3 separate regions of the Homo sapiens genome follow, and all the other regions are linked to region 3. The links are chromatin contacts, found by Hi-C or POLR2A ChIA-PET in ENCODE. All regions are on one chromosome and are shown on one strand. Each heading gives the region's core, a stretch centred on a gene start or an enhancer-like site at or near the end of the contact. The rest is flanking DNA. Distances are from core to core; before and after follow the strand shown.

Region 1 (2,700 bases), core at 80-2,579, 700 kb before region 3:
GTTTACACTTATCAATGTTTTAAAATTATGAAAATAATGATAGTTATTAGGACTGATGCTAAATCTGGTTATTTAATGTTATAAAAATTTTGAAATATTTTGATAACTCTACTTAAAGAGGATTCCTTTGGCAATTCTATGGATTTAATTTATGTACTTAAAAACAGTAACCTAAGAAGGGGTCATCTATTGCCAAAGACTGCTGAGAGAGTTTATAGCATAAAAGCACCTTGGTTTTGGGGGTTTCTTCTCCACCATATAATGTCTCAACTGTTGTCCTATCTCCCTTCCAGACAACCTTCTTGGGTAAAGTCCCTTTAAGGTGATAAGGGCCAGTTCTCTTCCTCCTGCTCATATGGCTGACATCTCCATGGGAAACATGCACCTTTACCAGTGCTTGGCAGAAGTGCAGGTACTCTGTAACCCCAGCAGCCCCTACTCCATCCGCTGTTCAGGTCTGCTAGTTAACTGGTATGCCCTAGTAGGGCGAACTGGCTTTGCATGTTTGAAGTCCTCTTGTAACAATTGGTAAATAACTTCTGCTCTGAGCTCCCGTCAAATCCTCTGCCAATACCCTTGCCTCCTCAGCCTCTTCCCAGGACCTCCAGACCTCCCACTATTCAGGAACCTAAAAGAAAATACTTGGCAAAGCCAGACCCTGCAAGAGCTGACTCCAAATGCACAAATGATTTCAGTTCTCATTTGTCAGTGCTCGGGCCTCACTAGTTGTTGGAACCCTGTGAAACATCCGCACTATTCATTACATCCAAAGGAAGCAATCTAACTCCCTAATTGGGTTTTTCCAGCCTCTCTCACTAGACTTGAGGCAAGGGGACCACATCCCCTACCCACCCCTTCTTGGAATGGCAGTAGGAAAAATACTCCAACACATTTTCCCAAAGAAATTCTCTCTTTAATCTAGCACCTCAATCTTTTTATACCTTTCATGTGGCTTTTGAACCTTATATATTGAGGGTCCGTATTAAATGTTCATTCACTGAAATTACTGCTGACAATCAATCCCTACACACCACACACACACACACACACCACACACACACACACACCTAAATGTGCTTGGCTATAAGAATTTCCCATGCAGCAGACTATTGAACTACAGATTTTTCAGCATTGGCATTTGGAAAAGGCTCAAACCTGAAGGCAGAGAAAACTAATAGCCTAAGGCCTCCAATCTAAAGATAGATTCTACTAATCCTAGGCTGGCTGCCTTGTACAGCTTTGCAATGTCTCCTCCACATGTGAGCCTGGCCCGCTTGCCTCTCCTGTTTCTACATTCTCAGTTCCTTGGCTGGCTCCCCCAGGGATAACTCTCAGTGCCTGCCTGATCTGTGTTACAAAGCAGACATGAATAGCCAGGCCAGAGAGCCATGTACTAATTTCCTGGGTGGCCAATCCCTCTCTCTCATATCCTAGTGCCATTTTAAGGGAAAAGAAATGTAGGACATGGAATAAACAGAGGGAAACCTGCTTGATTTGTTGTTAATGTGTCAGTGTTTTGTTTTGTGGGTTTAACTTGTAGAAGGCAGGTCTTTGTCTTGTTACTCTCTGGCATTTAACAGGGCCTGCCTTCAGTGACTCAGCCGGGTTTCCTTAGACAGAAAACAGCCACTTAGTGCCTTTTACACCACCAAGAAAATGAGATTATTCCTTGAGGAGATCAGCAGCTCTCGGCTGCTGTCGAAAGGGCGCTTTGCCTGTTTGTTTGGCTGAAAGGCACCACGCAGCCCAGGCTTGTTTAAAATTAGCTTCCTCATAAATCACTTGCACAATGAAGTGTCTGCCTCTGCCCTCTGACATATTTGTGTCTCTGTTTATTTTTAATGATGACATGGCTTTTTCTGTTTCCATTTGGCTCTTTACTCTCCACACTCCCAAGCACTAACTTCTGTGGCAAAAGTACAAAATCTAAGAAACTGCAGGGAAGAAAGAGTTCCTTTTCTACCAGCACATAAATGTAGTGGGGAAACTGAGTTAGCCTTGGGGGTATTTCTGGAGGAAATTGCCTCCTTTCTAACTTTGTCAGATTATAATATCCTGAAATTGTACTTTTTGAAAGAGTAAGAGGGTGATGGCAATATTCTGTAACTTGATAGGGGTCTGTGTTACACACGTGTATGTGTTTGCAAAACTCAATAAATGTATATGTACCTTACATGTAAGTTTTTACATAAAGAAAAAAGTAAACTAATAATGAACTCTAATAATATTTATACAGAACTATTTAAGAAGAAGTATACTAGTTTTCTCAATTTACTTTGAAATGCATCCAAAACTGTGATAAATTAATTGATGGATAGATGGACAGACGTGATAAAACAAGTAGAAAAAAAATGTTAAAGGCAAAATATAGATGGTAGGTACAAGTCTGTTCCCTGCAAAATTACTTCAACTTTGCTGCAAGTTTGAATATTTTTACAATAAATTATTAGAATAAATGCTCTCTTGGTGACCCACACTGAATCCTTGGAAACATCAGAGAGCCACAGCTTCTAAAATCCTGTATTCCACCCAAATTTTATTTTTAAAAATCTATATTTATATAGAGTTAAATTGCAATAATTTATGACAACAAGGAAAACAGTATCCTTGACCCAGTAAAAAGTACAAAATACAGAATATTCTAAGAGAGAGGGAAATTTTATTAGTTAGACACATAAGAACCTTCTTCAATTTAAATGG
Region 2 (2,836 bases), core at 76-2,575, 650 kb after region 3:
TTATCACCACCTTTGCCGATGAAATTGAGGCTCAAAGAGGTAAATTGATTTCGGCATCTGTAGCCCCAACCTGTGACCTCTCCTTCCTTCCTTCTCGGGCTCCCTTCAGGGATTTCCTGATGTTACAGAAAATGGTATGTATGACGCTGCCCTCCTGGCCACCTTGACATAGCTCTGCTCCCAACAGGGCTCTTCTGAGATAGCAGCCAGACACTACCTGGGATCAGGACTGATACTAAATGACTTCTGCCAAAATGAGGACAACTGAGGCCAGTCACTTCCAAACAGGTTCTGTCACCCTGAGTCAGAATAATGGCAGCTACCTCTCCTCCTCACCGCCCAGTCGTTTCTAAGCCTGGCTCGTCGCCGTTGCTGCTCCGCCAAGCCTTTCCTCGGTGCCCTCTCTCTTTTAGAACAAATTACTTCATCTCCAGGCCCTTCTCAGGGCAGCTTCTTTGCAGGGGCCATAGGGCGTCGGAAAGGTCTTTGGTCCAGGAAAGCCGCGAGCCACAGATCCAAGAGGAAAAAGCCGTTCCCGGCCCGGGCCTTGCCCAAGGCACGAGAGTAAATGCACCTTCCGCGTGCCTCGGCGCACCTGGGCTCACCTGTCCCCTCCCGCAGTGCCTGCAGACAGGGAGGGAGCGCGGCTGGGCCAGAAGGCTGATCACCGCCTGCCCCCTGCTGGCCAGTGTCAGTATTGAGCCCGCTGCCGCTCGACCAGAACGTCCCAGGGATGGAATGAAGGTGCGGGCATTTATGGAGCGCCTGCTGTTTGTCAGGCGAGGTACTGATAAGCGCTGGAGTGTAAGGATGTACGTGACCTGCTCTCAGAGTTCAAATTTAAATGAAGAGATATACATTAATCAAGTAGTCATTCAAGCAAATATGAAATTACAACTGTGGGCTATGCGAACAGATGACGCGAGGGGCCTGTCCAGTCTGGGAGATACGGGTGGGTTCAGGAAAAGCTGCCCCCAGGAGGGGACGTTTGAGCGCCAGGAGCCGCGCAAAGTCATTTCATGTCATCTCTAAAATCCTGCAAGGCGGCTTTCCCCCTTGACAAAACAGGAAATGGGATCAAATTGAGGAAGGAATTCACCCAAGATCACACAGCAAGCTGGAAGCAAATCTGGGAGGAGCTAGGTCCGCCCCGTTCCGAAATCCACACTTTTCTGGAGGTGGGGCAGGCGGTGGCACAGGGACTTGGGGCGGGGTCTGGTGGGCGGGGCATGAAGTCTGGCCCCGCCCCCGCCTCCGAGGCCAAAGGGCGCCCTGGGCGGGGATCGGAGCAGGGGCGGGGTCTTTCCAGGGAGTGGAGCCTGGGCAGATTGGGGCCTGTGGAGGCCGCACTAGGATCGTAGAAGGAGTGGAGCCGTGCTCTCACCCTGTCTTAGAGGACCCGGAAGCGCCAAGTGACTGAGGGCCGAAGACACTCACCTGTGGAGCCTGTGCACGTAGGTAGAGGCGGCGGCTCTGAGTCCAGGAGCTCCAGTGGGCAGCTCCCCAGGTAGGGCCCAACTCGGGGGGAGAAGAGATGACCCTCTCCCCTCCCGCCCTGCCCATCTGTCCTGCCATCCTACATTCCTTCCTTCCTGTCCGCGGGCCTGGGTCCACCCCTAGCTGTAAGATGGGGACGCAGGGGTGGAGGGACTGGCCTCATTTTGTCCCTTTTTCCCTGGCCCAGCGGCTGCAGGCCCCCTGGACACCCAGAACGTAGAGTCTGGAGAGGAGACGTCGAAACCTCCCAGGGGAGGCTGGCCCAGCTTTACCCCAGCCTGACTGTGTGACCTTGAGGAGGACAGCCACTTTCTCTGGTACCCAGTGTCCTCAGTTGCAAAACAGTGACTGGCCCTTGCCCTGCTTGCCCTGAGACTGGGCAGATCAGATGCTGTAGCTGCTGGGGGCTGGGGTGGCGCTTTCTCTCTACTGGGGCACTAGGAGTGCTTACTCTCCTGCTCCCTCTGGTCCTCGGTGGAGAGCCACACCCTTCATCCACCCAAACCTGGGAGCCCCGAGGGCTGAGAGCCTAGTCCTAGGGCAGCTTGCTCTGGCTTCCCTGTGCTAGAGTTGTAGTCTAGCCTGGAAGGCCTGTGAACATCCCCAAGGTGGGGTGTGAGGCCTACGTGGAGTGCACATGCTCGTTTTGCAAATAGTGGTGCCACCATTGTGCATGGCCTTGAGTGCCAAGTTAAGAAGTCCAAACTCCGCTGGGCGCGGTGGCTCACGCCTGTAATCCCAGCACTTTGGAGACTGAGGCGGGTGGATCATGAGGTCAGGAGATCGAGACCATCCTAACACGGTGAAACCCCGTCTCCACTAAAAATACAAAAAATTAGCCGGGTGTGGTGGCACACGCCTGTAGTCCCAGCTACTCGGGAGGCTGAGGCAGGAGAATTGCTTGAACCCAGCAGGCGGAGCTTGCAGTGAGCCAAAATCATGCCACCGCACTCCAGTCTGGGTGACAGGGCAAGACTCCATCTCAAAAAAATAAATAAATAAAAGAAGTCCAAACTCTCAACTGCTGGCAGGGGCAGTTCATCAGAGTATGACCTGCAGTGCCCACAGGACCAGCCTGCATGAGTGGGGCTGTCATGATGCTGCTGCTGATAGGTGTACATACAGGTTTTTATTGCATTCCAGGGCTTTACACAAAGTCATTAGTTACTCACACGTGCCTGATGTTATTCCCATTTTGGAGGCTGAGACTGAGGGTCAGAGAGATGAAGTCACTTGCCCATGGTCACAGCTAGCAAATGGCGGAGTGGGGATCAGCACCCAGATAATCTGGTGCCTTTTCTCCTAATGTCCTGTGGCCACCCGTGATCTGGGCATCTGG
Region 3 (2,740 bases), core at 123-2,622:
AGGACCGGCCACGACTCACAGAAAGAACTCGGGAGAGGAGGGGCTGTCGCTGGTGGAGCCCGCCTCCCTGAAGCCGGAGTTGGCGAGTTTCTCGCACTTGACCTTGTAGGCGTCTCTCTCGCGGGCCAGCCGGGACACCTCCTGCTTAAGCTGCTCCACCTGCTGAATGAGCTGCGTCTTCTCATTCTCCAGGTGGTGCTTCTGCTGGACGCGTTTATACCTGCAAGACTGGGCGTAGCCCCGGTTCTTCAGGGTCCGCCGCTTCTGCTTCAGGCGGATCACCTCGTCCTTGGTGAAGCCCCGCAGGTGGCGGTTCAGCTCGCGCACGGACATGGACACGAGCTGGTCGTCGGAGAAGCGGTCCTCCACGCTGCCGTTGCCGCCCGCCGCCGTCGCCGAGGCCGTCGCGTGCGGCCCGGGCCCGGGGTGGCTAGTGGGCAGCTGTTGCGCCGGGCTAGCGGCGCTGGACGGCGGCGGCGACGCTTGGTGATGATGGTGATGGTGCGGGTGAGCGTGCGGGCCCAGCTCGTCGTGGGCCACGCCGGCGCCCGGGTACGCGTGGTGCGGGTGAGGGTGGTGGTGATGGTGGTGGTGGTGAGCGCCGCGAAAGCTGTCGAAGCTTTGCAGCGGCTGTGGCACTGGGTGCGAGCCGATGAGCGCTTCCACCGCGTCCTCGGGCGTCAGGTTGAGCGCCTCGGGGTTCATCTGCTGGTAGTTGCTCGCCATCCAGTACAGATCCTCGAGGTGTGTCTTCTGTTCGGTCGGGCTGAAGCTGGGCGACGAGGGCACGGAGCTACACGGAGTGCTGAGCGGTGTGGAGGACACCGAGCCGGCTGGCTGCAGGCGTGTGCAGGGCCTGCCCGGACGCTCCGCGCGCCCCAGTGGCTCCTTCTTCACGTCGAACTTGAGCAGGTCGAAGTCGTTGACATACTCCATGGCCAGCGGGCTGGTGGGCAGCTCTGGCCCCATGCTCAGCTCCGCGGCCATCGCTGAAGCGAGGCGCAGCCGCCGCTGCCGCCCGGGAAACTTTGCGGCCGGCCGGAGCGCGCCGAGCCAAGCGCGGGGGGGAAGAGCGGAGAAGAGCTGGGGAGGCGGGGAGCGAGGGCGCAGCGGGCCGGGGCCGCCGGCCAAGCCTTTGTCTGGGGACGCGGCGGCGCGCCGGAGAGTCCCGAGGCTGCCTGCACCGCCCCAGAGCTCTGGGCTGTGCCCGCGCAGGGACCGGGCCGGGTAGAGTCGGGCGGGGTGGAGAGGCAAGCGGAGCGCGCGGTGGGGCTGAGGGGAGGCGTGGGGCGAGTGCCCGTTGCTCGCTCTCTAGCTCTCTTGCTCTTACGCTCTCTCGCTCGCAGCCGCTCGCAGCTCGGCGGTGCAGCTGTGCTGGATCCGGCGGCGCCGCAGCCTTTTATCGCCTCCTGATGTCACTGGGGTGCGGGGGCCCGGGCGGCCCGGTGCGCGGGCCAATAGCTGCACGGCCTCCGCGGCCCAGCGGCGCAGGGCGGGGCGCGCCTGACAGCTCCCCCGCCCCCCGCGTCAGCTGACTGGCGGCCCGAGCGGCCCCGGAGCGGCGGAGGCCTGGCGGAGCGCTGGAGCGGAGTGGGACGGCCAGCCTGGGCCCACCCCCGTACCCTGCAGGTCCCGGCCCACGCACGCTCGCCTGGAGTGCGCGCCCCACCTCTAGGCCAAATCACCGCTTTCCCCTCCTCGCGCACTCTCCTCCCTCAGTTCCCTTTGCACCCCACCCCCATCCCGTGTCACCCCCAAGGAGGCTCAGAATGAGCGCCGGGACAACGCCTCCTGGGCCCTTTGTTCCCAAGCGGCCCCCGCCCAGTGGGCGACGCTCTGTGTGTCCTCGCGGCTTCTGGCCGTGTGTGTCGTGCGTTCCTGTTTCTGGAGATCTGCGCGTATTTGTATGTTGGGGAGGGCGGGCTCGAGGCTCCGAGAGTTGTGTTCAGACCCAACTCTTAACCTCAGGGGACCTTTCTCAGGCCAAGCGAGGGCCCCTCCTGGCGGGTGCAGTCGCAGAGCCCTGAGGTTCGACTCCACTGGCCCCGCCGCTCCCCGCGTTCACCCCACCGCACAATGTTCACAGTGAAGGCGACGGGAAAAGCAGCAGCCCAAAGGCTCTGAATTCCTCTTCCCCGCCACACGCACGGAATCCTGAGCCCCCGGAGCCTCGGGGCCGAGGCCGGCCCGGGACGGTGCTCCGAGTAGCTCTCCACTGCTGGGGAGCCGGCCCTGTTTTTGTTTGAACGTTTTGTAACGATTAAGCAGATCCCGGCGTCAGCCCGCCGCGGAGAGGCTCAAACAGGCATAAAGTGCGACCCCAAGTGGCCACTGTGCGCAAAGGCGCCGCGACCGCCCGGCCCACGGCCGGAAGGCTTGGACGGCGCCTCGTACCCAGCCAGGTCTCCCCTACCTGGCCCAACCCAAGCCAGCCCAGAACGCATACTATGTGTGCACCAGAGCCCAGGACAGGTTCCCCTCGAGCGATGTACAGGTCCTCGGGTCCCGTCTTCGTACTCAGCCGCGAGCCTCGAGCCGCGAGCTCCGCTCTGGTCGCCCCGTTGAAATTCCGTGCCCCAGCGTTCGGGGGTGCCCGTCGGCTGCTCCCTGGGCCGGAAGGTCCTGGGCGGAGGAAGGCCGGTAGCCAAAAGTGGAAGCGCCACAGTGAAGCGGCCCAGGGCCACCGGGTGAGAAACCTCCCCGGAGGGCAGACGGGGAGACCGAAGCACACCGCACTAGG

Evidence for each region. A loop is a pair of places that touch in the nucleus more often than their neighbours do. ChIA-PET counts read pairs that join two places held with the same protein, here RNA polymerase II (POLR2A). Pooled maps may share reads with other maps.
Region 1: a map of gastrocnemius medialis shows a loop between it and region 3 (22-fold over the local background). The contact joins the enhancer-like site here to the promoter of MAFB in region 3. A Hi-C loop is called at or near these places in 3 of 168 maps with a recorded cell type or tissue (gastrocnemius medialis, heart right ventricle and sigmoid colon) and 12 of 50 pooled maps.
Region 2: a loop to region 3 is called in a pooled map, with 8 times the contacts of the local background. The contact joins the promoter of LPIN3 here to the promoter of MAFB in region 3. A Hi-C loop is called at or near these places in 2 of 50 pooled maps. POLR2A ChIA-PET finds 5 or more read pairs at or near these places in 2 of 52 experiments (HEK293 and WTC11).

Annotation. Positions count from the first base shown.
Region 1 is chr20:39,985,008-39,987,707 of GRCh38, forward strand. No RefSeq gene overlaps it. Among named protein-coding and RNA genes, the nearest start is that of LINC01370, 18 kb to the right of the region's middle. RefSeq lists an enhancer at 783-1,486. Within about 2 kb of position 1,330, at least 19 of the 41 ENCODE cell types and tissues checked have a DNase peak (open chromatin) inside an H3K27ac peak, as active enhancers do; they include gastrocnemius medialis, heart right ventricle and sigmoid colon, where a contact is called at or near this core.
Region 2 is chr20:41,339,496-41,342,331 of GRCh38, forward strand. LPIN3 (lipin 3) reads left to right here and starts at 1,326. Exons shown (of 20, transcript NM_022896.3): 1 at 1,326-1,507. RefSeq lists an enhancer at 938-987 and a silencer at 1,148-1,307.
Region 3 is chr20:40,687,864-40,690,603 of GRCh38, forward strand. MAFB (MAF bZIP transcription factor B) reads right to left here and starts at 1,373. Exons shown (of 1, transcript NM_005461.5): 1 at 1-1,373. The coding sequence starts at 987. The coding sequence ends at 16. RefSeq lists silencers at 1,236-1,305, 1,326-1,635 and enhancers at 1,586-2,563, 2,564-2,740.